2 separate regions of the Homo sapiens genome follow, and region 2 is linked to region 1. Evidence: read pairs that join two places in POLR2A ChIA-PET (ENCODE). Cell type or tissue: PC-3. All regions are shown on one strand. Region 1 overlaps TTC3 (tetratricopeptide repeat domain 3). Region 2 overlaps RIPPLY3 (ripply transcriptional repressor 3).

What was found. ChIA-PET counts read pairs that join two places held together with the same protein. Peaks named below come from ENCODE experiments on the same cell type or tissue, not always from the same donor. Only the 100,000 strongest peaks of a DNase experiment are listed, where the experiment ranks them.
Region 2: POLR2A ChIA-PET joins it to region 1 with 6 read pairs; 2 of 35 experiments call an interaction of 5 or more read pairs at or near these places.

Annotation. Positions count from the first base shown.
Region 1 is chr21:37,125,927-37,130,926 of GRCh38, forward strand. TTC3 (tetratricopeptide repeat domain 3) reads left to right here. Exons shown (of 46, transcript NM_001330683.2): 15 at 154-217; 16 at 3,077-3,137. Among named protein-coding and RNA genes, the nearest start is that of TTC3, 55 kb to the left of the region's middle. In PC-3, no CTCF peak of the experiment used is centred here; a DNase peak (open chromatin) is centred at 2,315; H3K4me3 peaks cover 231 bases; H3K27ac peaks cover 1,063 bases.
Region 2 is chr21:37,012,368-37,017,367 of GRCh38, forward strand. It overlaps RIPPLY3 (ripply transcriptional repressor 3), which reads left to right. Exons shown (of 4, transcript NM_018962.3): 3 at 1,184-1,251. Among named protein-coding and RNA genes, the nearest start is that of RIPPLY3, 8.2 kb to the left of the region's middle. In PC-3, no CTCF peak of the experiment used is centred here; no DNase peak of the experiment used is centred here.

The sequences.
Region 1 (5,000 bases):
TGTTTATACATTTAGGCTTAATAACCAGCTGCATATTTTAGCTGCTAGGGTGAATTCTATCCTATTCTATTCTAAATTCTTTTATATAGCTATTGAATTCTTCATGGCTGGGTTGTTTTTTTTTTTTTTAAGTCTCACTAATTTCATTGGCAGGTGGCGGATGAGGCGTTGAAGGTAGATGATTGTGACTGTCATCCTGAATTTTCACCACCATCAAGTGAGTATTGTTTTTATATCAATTGTTGCCAAGTTAATATAATGTCTCCTAAATTTGGATGCCCTACAATGTGCACAAGCCTTGCTTATATCCACTCTTGTTCTCCTTTACTTTATAATGCTTCTATGTTAAGAAAATATTGAATATTTATTTGAAATCAATGCTCAGTCTTTTTGTATTATTTAGTGAATGTAATTTTGGAAATTCAAATAAAAGGAAAGGAAAAGATGAAGTACATAGCTCTTTTTGGTCTGCTTCTTAATTTTTTTTAGGCTGTTGTTTCTCATTATTGAAAGTTTATTATTGCCTCCCTTCCTCCCACCTGCTAGGAGCCTGTTTAGACCTTTTTAAATCTAATTGTTCTCCCTCATAAAATTTTAATAGCTGTTTATGTACCATATGTGCATCTGCGCTTTATGTATAAAAGGAATTGATTTTGTCTCCCAATAACTAATTTTCACCCTATTGGGGGTGATATCACCCATATTGAGAACAGATGCTGCTGTAACAAAAATACCATAAACTAGATAGCTTATAAGCAACAAACATTTATTTCTCACATTTCTAGAAGCTGAGAAATTCATCATCATGATGTCAACAGATTCGATGTCTGCTGAGGGTCTTCTTCCCGGTTCATAGATGGCCATCTTTTTGCCGTGTTCTCATGTAGTAGAAGGAGCAAGACAGCCCTCTGGGGTCTCTTTTCTTTTTCTTTCTTTTTTTTTTTTTGAGACAGATTCTTGCTCTGTTGCCCAGGCTGGAGTGCAGTGGCATGATCTGGGCTCTCTGCAGCCTCTGCCTCCTGGGTTCAAGCAATTCTCCTGCCTCAGCCTCCCGAGTAGCTGGGATTACAGGCATGCACTACCACACCAGGCTAATTTTTGTATTTTTAGCAGAGACAAGGTTTTGCCATGCTGGCCAGGCTGGTCTCGAAATCTTGGCTTCAAGCAATCCTCTCGCCTTGGCCTCCCAAAGTGCTGGGATTGCAGGTGTGTGCCACCACGCCCAGCCTGGGGTCTCTTCTTATAAGGGCACTAATCCCATTCATGAGGGGACAGCCTCATGACCTAATTCCTCCCAAAGGTTCCACTTCCTATTACCATCGCCTTGAGGATTTGGTTTTCAACATGTGAATCTTGTCGGGGACACAGATATCCAGACCATAACAGTGCTGTAGGCTAAGTCTCATTTGTTTTAAGTTGTGTGTGCTCAGTGCATGTATTTATTTACATATCTAGTAAACACAGACACCGCAGAACCTCATTACTTGGCATCATTTGGAGATGAAGGTTCTGGAGAAGTGAATATTTTTGTGCTTCATTTATTTCTGAATCTTAATACCACCAGAGTTTGATGAAAATCCTCTAAAGTATATTACATGCTTCCCTGCCTTTTAACACGGAATTTAGGAAAATACAGGTTTTCTTGATGGCTTAAGGTTGTGGTCACACATAACAGTGACTGACCTCAAGCCTGGTGGTGTTCCTCCCAGGATTCTTCAGGTGAGATTGTTGATTTTTTAGTTAGTGATCCTCTCTTTTCCCTTGTCTTGTTTGTTGGGTGGTTGGTTTTTCTTTCCATAGTTTTGCTTCTAGCAGCCATTTCTATTTTTTGTGACCTGCAGCTCCATGTTCGCTCAGGCTCAGTTAGTTCCATAGATACAGCTACTTAGTATTGAGCATTTCCATTTGGTTAGCACATTAGCGTAATGATAGGGAGGGGAAACTCAGGCAGTTGTCCTACCTGATGCAGTTCCAACAGCATATAAAACATCTTTGAGGATAAAACTTTTTTTTGGAAGATAGCTTTTAATTTCTTCATATTTCTCAGGCCATTACTATCATTTAATTAAATAAATTCTGTCCACCCTTCAGCATTTACATACAGGGGAAGAAATTGAGGTTCCAGGATTAAGGTTAAGTAGTTTTGTCCAAGGTCACAGAATGGAAATCAAACTAGAATTCTTCTACCTTTCCAAAAGCTGCTTTTGTTTTCTGAGGCCACCAAAGCCCAGGCTCTCATTCCCTCCTTATTACATTGGCTCTGACTTGTGTCTGTGCCCTCCCCTTAAACCTTCATCAGATGCACCCTGCTCCTCCTGCCATACCAGTTCTTCTACACAGCTCTGAGCATGGCTCTCCCTGCCCAAAAATATGCAGTGGTTTCCTACTCCTGCCAGCAGAATAAATCTGGGCTCACAGAGCTGGATCTGAAGCTAAGGGTCTGTAAACACTCACCTCAGCCTGCCTTAGCAGCCCTTTTCCAGCCTTCCACCCTTTTTGAGGTCTTGAAATCACACAGGTTTACTTAGTGCTTCTGAAATGAACTCTCTACTCTTGAGTTCAGGCCATTCTATCCAAATCGTACTTCTTCCTCAAAACCGAACACAAATGCCATATCCTCACTAACATTTTTCTCAGCCACTCCAGCTTAGGTGATTTTTCCCTTTTGTGAGTTGTGAGAGATATTACTGACTATGCAATTTATATGTCAATAACAACACAGTATTTTCTTTTCTTCATAAGGATGATTGTTGTTTAACTACTGAAGTGATGTGTCTTTTCACCCCATCTGATTATAAACTGAGAACAGGAGTTATCTCCTGTATCTCTCTGTATCTATGGTAGACCTAAATCATAATGATCACTATTATAATTGATCTTTAATAATTTAATTTATTATATATAGAAAAATATCATCAGTAGCTTCTTTTTTGGCTTACCCTTTTGTAGTTACACCCACGTACCACATTTCTGCTTCTGTTTTCTTACTCCAATTTATATTTTAAAAATAGTTTTACTCTCAGGCTTGTAGATTTTTATGTACAGATTTTAGGAACAAATACTTTTGTGTTCACAGGTCAGCCTCCAAAACATAAAGGAAAACAAAAATCTCGAAACAATGAATCAGAAAAGTTCAGGTATGTTTTTTCTCTAAGGTATGTTTTTTTCCCCTTAATATACTCTTCCCAAGAAAAAGGAAAAAAAATTGTTTTTCGAGTATTAGCTACTTTAATGTATGTATTATGATGACTACCAAAATCCCTTTCAAATATCAAAAGCATATCTTTAGGAAAGGATAATTTTTGGCTAAAGGATTATTAATCCTGGATATTAATATATTGACTTCTGAAAGTCACATAATATGAAATATTTCCATATTAATTTCTTAAATCCCAGAATATGTACTCTAAAAGGAAAAAGCATTAAGAGAGATATAAGGTGCACATGAAGCCTCCTTCCCTGCTCACCTCATTTGACCCTCCTGCAGTCCCTTCTCTAAGGCCTCCTCCAGGAATACACTGTTAACAGTTTCATGACTATTGGGAAACTTACTCTGCATACGCAGACATGGGTATGCATATTTCAGATGCCCTTTTGAGTAATTATTGTTAGAGGAAAATCTTTCCTAATGAATTCTGACTACTTCTAAAATGAATTCTATCAAACATCCCCATGAAAATTAACAGTAATTAATTGCCTCCTATCTTTTTTTTTGTTTTTTTGAGATAGGGTCTTGCTCTATCACTTAGGCTGCGGTGCAGTGGTGTAACCCTAGCTCACTGCAGGCTTGAACTCCTAGACTCTAGTGATTCTTTTTGCCTCAGCTCCCAAGTAGCCAGGACTACTACTGCTACTATGGTGCACGTCACCATGACTGGATAACTAAAACTAAATGTTTTTTAGAGACAGGGTCTTGCTCTGTTGCCCAGGCTGGTCTTGAACTCCTGGCCTCAAGTGATCCTTCTGCCTTGGCCTCCCAGAGTGCTGGGATTGCAGGCGTGTGCCTGGCCTTGCCTCCTGTCTTTATTGTTAACACCCCATTGACAACAAGATATAAATTGATTACAATGTGAAATTGTAAATCTTTTAATACAGAAGTTTATGAAGTGAATTAAAGTGATGTTGGAGAAACAGCAAAGCCATGTCTGCCACAATACACTGGTTTTCAATTTCTTCTCCATTTCTTAATCTGAATCCATGATAGATGCTTCAGGGGGAATGATTTGAATATCAAAACACTAAAAAAAAATCAGTGAAGTCTCATTTCTTTTCAAAAATGACCATTTTTGGATGCTGCTACAAAAATTAAATACAAAGCAAGGATATAGCATATTATTATGTTTTTCTATTATTTGATAGAAAAATCATGAGTCTTCTTCCCTGCCCTCCCCTGTACCCCTAAAGAAACCAGATATTAATATATGATAATTTTTTAAATGCAGAGTTGTAATTTTAACCTGTTTTATTTAAAAAAAATTTATTTTTCTGATATTTTGTTTCACTTTTCCAACTGAACACTCCTTTATTAGGTAATATCTACCATATGGGACTATTTCTTCATTAAATGGGATAACCACGTAAAACACTTAGAGCCCTGGAACATAGTAAATCTTCAGTGTACTTTAGTCGTCATTACTGTTACCACCATCATTTTCATTATTATTAGAATGACTCTGGCCTACAGCTTGCTTTTTGTCTTTTACAAAATATCTTGTGTTTCTTCCCATGTTCAGAACACAGAGCTCTTCCATTCTTCATTTGCTGTACAGTATTTTGTAATATGGCTGTATCCCCCATTTTTGTGCATTTAGGCTCTTCATTCCTCTTTTCCTCCCTCACTTTCTATCCCTCTATCCATCTCTCTCTTTTTCTTCTTCCTTTGAGAGGGATAGATCAGACAGTACTTCAAACATCCTTGCACATACACCTTTGTGCACCTGTTCATGTATATTTACAATAAATACTTTGTAAATAATGTATAGAAGTTGTTTCTGTAGTGG
Region 2 (5,000 bases), 110 kb before region 1:
GTTGGGACTACAGGCACATGCCACCACGCCCAGCTAAATTTTTTGGTATTGTTAGTAGAGACTGGGTTTCACTGTGTTGGCCAGGCTGGTCTTGAACTCCTCACCTCAAGTGATCTGCCCACTTGGGCCTCCCAAAGTGCTGCCATTACAGGAGTGAGCCACCGTGCCCAGCCTGAGTTCACATCCTGCCCTCATCCAGAAGCTCTTTACCATCAATTTTCAAGACTGGTTCCTCCAAGCCCTTTCTATACCAGCCTCATCTGTGCACAGCTCCCTGCGGCCGCTGCTCTCCTTGAAATACAGATCTGATAGTTGGACTCCCTGACTCAAAAATCCATCTCCAGTTCCTGTATCCAGAGTCAAACCTAAACTCAACAGTGGGTATTCCAGGCATATGTCACCGTTTGAGCCCTTTGCCCATCACAGGGTCTCACTTGTTCCACACAAGGCTCCTCATGGCTCCCCACTTGCACCCCCTGTTTTCCTGCCACTCTGATTTTTTTTTTTTTTTTTTTGAGACGGAGTGTCGCTCTGTCGTCCAGGCTGGAGTGCAGTGGCAGGATCTTGGCTCACTGTAACCTCCACCTCCCAGGTTCAAGTGATTCTTGTGCCTCAGCCTCCCAAGTAGCTGGGATTACAGGCATGCGCCACCACGCCCATGCCTAGCTAAATTTTCAGATTCCACCCGCCTCAATCTCCCAAAATGCTGGTATTACAGGCATGAGCTACCACTCCCGGTACTGCCACTCTGAATTTGATGCTCTCCTCTGCCAAAATAGTCTTAGAATTGCAAACCCACATGCCACAGATGTCTCTGCGAGGCCCTTCATGAACCCGTTCCTGACCTTCCTTCATGCTTAGAATCATGGGTATCTTACCGTGTGATGCTTTGTAGCTGGTTATTAGCATACATGTGCGTCTCTGTCCATTAGATTGTAAAATGCTGGACTGAGGCACTGTGTCCAACTCCTTCCATCTGAATTCTTCACAGTGCCTGGGACATTTTGGGCCGCGGTAACAGGAACACGGGCTTATCGAATACTGATAAGGTGTCTAAACTCTCTAAAATTGGTATTGATATGACCAACTGCAGATGACTTACGTTCTGTGGTTTAAAACCTCAGGATGTCACCTTCCGACACTCCTGCACTGTCTCTGTGTTTGTATGTGTCTGTCGTTACAGCTTGAACCTAGGGCTGACCAACACACTTTTGGATCAAAGGGAGCCTTTGGGTTTCAGCATCCTGTAAGGTAATATACGACTTCACAATAAGTAATCTGTAATTTCCTTTTAATATAGGCATTAATATGCTTTAGTGTCTTCAACCACATAGATTGTCAACAAAGTGGAAAATAATTCAATGTATTCTTTGGTATTGTTTAGTTTCCTTATACCAAGGAGATTTTGTTGGATTTCTGGAATCCATTCATGTATTCATTCATTCAGTGTTTTCTACAAAGTGCAATTGGCCTCTCTCTTTTCTTTATACCTGTTATTTCTACTTCTCATTACAAATTGTGCCTTGTATTATATTTATATAATTGCATGTGAATTGTATATGCATATACAAAAACTTATATATTGAGGTATATTTCTATTGTTCTACCAGGATATAAGCTAGTATATTGTCTAGTGCAAAGTCGACCTTCAAAATCTATGTGTTGAGGGTGGACATGGTGGCTCATGCCTGTAATCCCAGCACTTTGGGAGGCTGAGGCAGGTGGATCACCTGAGGTCAGGAGTTCGAGACCAGCCTGACCAACATGGTGAAACCCCCGTCTCTACTAAAAATACAAAAAATTAGCTGGGCATGGTGGTGGGCACCTGTAATCCCGGCTACTTGGGAGGCTGAGGCAGGAGAATCGCTTGAATCTGGGAGGTGGAGGTTGCAGTGAGCCGAGATCACGCCACTGTACTCCAGCCTGGGCGACAAGAGCGAAACTCTGTCTCCAAAAAAAAAAATCTATGTGTTGAGTAAATGGTTGTCTCCAGCACAGTGGGTGCCGTGCACCTTTGAGAGAGCCTTTTCCTCCCACCTCCTAAGTGTGTGTCATGGTCCTGGTGGTGACCAGGATTCTCACTGCTGTATCCATCTACACTCTGTCCATTTTAGACAAGTGGCTCACGTTCAGGATTTCTGCCTGTCTCTCTGTCTCTGTCTCTCTCTTTTTCTCTGTCTGTCTCGCTCGATCTCCTTTACCAAAATTAACCTTGCCTGGGCCGCCTCCACCAGGTGCCTTTGCCCTGGTTACCCAAGAAGACTGGAAAGCTTAATACAACCCAAAGACACTCATGTGTAGGCATAAAGCTCAGTCTCCTCAGACTGGTCAGAAGGAAGCTTCCCTTGTATGCCTTACACCAATAGTTTTCTTTTCTCTTCTGACATCTCACTCTGTCACCCAGCTTGGAGTGCAGTGGCACAATCTCAGCTCACTGCAACCCCTGCCTCCTGAGCTTAAATGATCCTCCCACTTCACCCTCCTAAGTGGCTGGGACCACAGGTATGTGCCACCATGCTCTGCTAATTTTGTAATTTTTTTGTAGAGACAAGGTCTCACTATATTGCCCAGACTGGTCTTGAATTCCTGGGCTCAAGCTATCCTCTTCCCTCGGCCTCCCAAAGCGTTGGGATTACAGGCATGAGCCATTGCTACTGGCCACACCAATGGTTTTCAATCCTCATAGAATTACTAGTGGAGCTTTTAAAAATACAGATGCCTGGGTGGTTCTCCCAGGCACTCGGATTCGCTTGCTCTAGGGAAAGACCCATGCATCTGTTTTTTGTTTTGTTTTTGTTTTTGTTTTTGTTTTTTGAGATGGAGTCCTGCTCTGTCACTCAGGCTGGAGTGCAGTGGCACGATCTCGGCTCAACTGCAACTCCACCTCCCATATTCAAGCAATTCTCCTGCCTCAGCCTCCCAAGTAGCTGGAATTACAGGTGCGTGCTGCCATGCCTGGCTAATTTTTGTATTTTTAATAGAGGTGGGGTTTCACCATGTTGGCCAGGCTGGTCTTGAACTCCTGATGTCAGGTAATCCACCCGCCTTGGCCTTCCAAAGTGCTGTGATCACAGGCTGTGATCACAGCCACCGCACCCGGCCATTCTGTTTTTGATTAGTTGAAAATGCTGTGACTGACAAAGCATGAGCTGCAGCCATGCACTGCACACTGGATATACAATTTCACTTTATATTTTTATTACAGAAAATTTCAGACATACACAAAAGTGGAGTGAATAGTACAGTGAACCCCATGTACCCATCACCGGCCTCAATAGTTATCAATGTTCTGAGCTCATCATATTTATCACCCGCAACTATGTTGTTGTTGTTGTTAGCATATTTTATTTTATTTATTTATTTTATTTTGAGATAGGGTCTTGCTCTGTTGCCCAGGCTGGAGTGCAGTGGTGTCATCCCAGCTCACTGCAGCCTCCACCTCCCCAGGCTTCCATCTCGGCCTCTGGAGTAGCTGGGACTACAGGTACAAACCACCACACCCAGCTAATTTTTTTTTTTTTTTTTTTTCAGATATGGGGTTTTGCCATGTTGCTCAGGCTGGTCTCAAACTCCTGGGCTCAAGTGATCCTCTTGCTTTGGCTTCCCAAAGTGCTGAGATTACAGACATGAGCCACTGTGTCCCACCCCAGCATATTCTAAAGCCAATCTCAGACATGCTAGGAATTCACCTGTGAATACTTCAGCATAAATACCTAATTGTAAACATGGCTAAAAATGGAACTATGCTCATATTTCTGTCTTAGATGAACATACACATTCTGTCTGCTGCAGAATTCCTCAACCTCAGCACTATTGGCACTTTGGGCTGGATAATTCTTCACGGTGGGAACTATCCTGGGCCTCGTAGGGTGTTTACCAGTATTCCTGGCCTCTACTCACTAAATGTCAGTAGCTTACCCTCCATTGTGACAACCAAAAATGTCTCCAGACATTGCCAAATGTCCCCTCGAGGTCGAGAACCATTGGTCTATTGGATATCTTATGAAGTAAAAAACTATCATCCATTATTTATAGAAGGGTGTTTTCTCTCTCCCTTTTCTCTTCTATCTGAAAAAAAAGGATATTGAAATCAGCTTTGCAAATAAGCAGTGATCAATTGACAAACTCACTTCTTCAGAAGACCACAGAGAAAAATGCAAATAAGTTAATGAATGAAAAGCAGGTCGAGGCATGGTGGCTCATACCTGTAATCTCACACTTTGGGAGGCCAAGGCAGGAGGATCACTTGAGCTCAGGAGTTGCAGACCAGCCTGGGCAATATGGCGAAACCCTGTCTCTATGAAAAATATAAAGAATTAGCTGGATGTGGTGGCATGCACCAGTAGTCTCAGCTACTCAGGAGGTTCAGGTGGGAGATGCTTGAGCCCAGGATTTCAAGGCTGCAGTAAGCTATGATTGCCTCACTGTGCTCCAGCCTGGGTGGCAGAATGAGACCCTTTCTCAAAAACAAAAAAGAAAGAAAGTAAGTGAAGGATAAGAGATTATGGCCGGGAGTGGTGGCTCATGCCTATAATCGCAGCACTGTTGGAGGCCGAGCTGGGCGAATCATTTGAGGTCAGGAGTTCGAGACCAGCCTGACCAACATGGTGAAACTCCGTCTCTACTAAATACAAAAATTAGCCAGGCATGGTGGTGGGTGCCTGTAATCTCAGCTATTTGGGAGGCTGAGACAGGAGAATCACTGAACTCAGAAGGCAGAAGTTGCAGTGAGCTGAGATTGCGCCACTGCACTCCAGCCTGGGTGAGAGAGTAAGACTCCCTTTCAAAAAAAAAAAAAAAAAAGATTACAGGGAGGGGGTATCTTAATACTTGCCATGTATGAGCAAATCCAAAATCTTATAAAACCTGGAATTTAGGGGTTCCAAATTTTACATACTTAAGCACTTTCTTTTTTCTTTCTATTTCCTTTTTTCCTAAGCACATCTTTTTTATTCTGGCAGAGCAAAGGACTTGTGCCTCCAATTTCTTTATGGCAACAT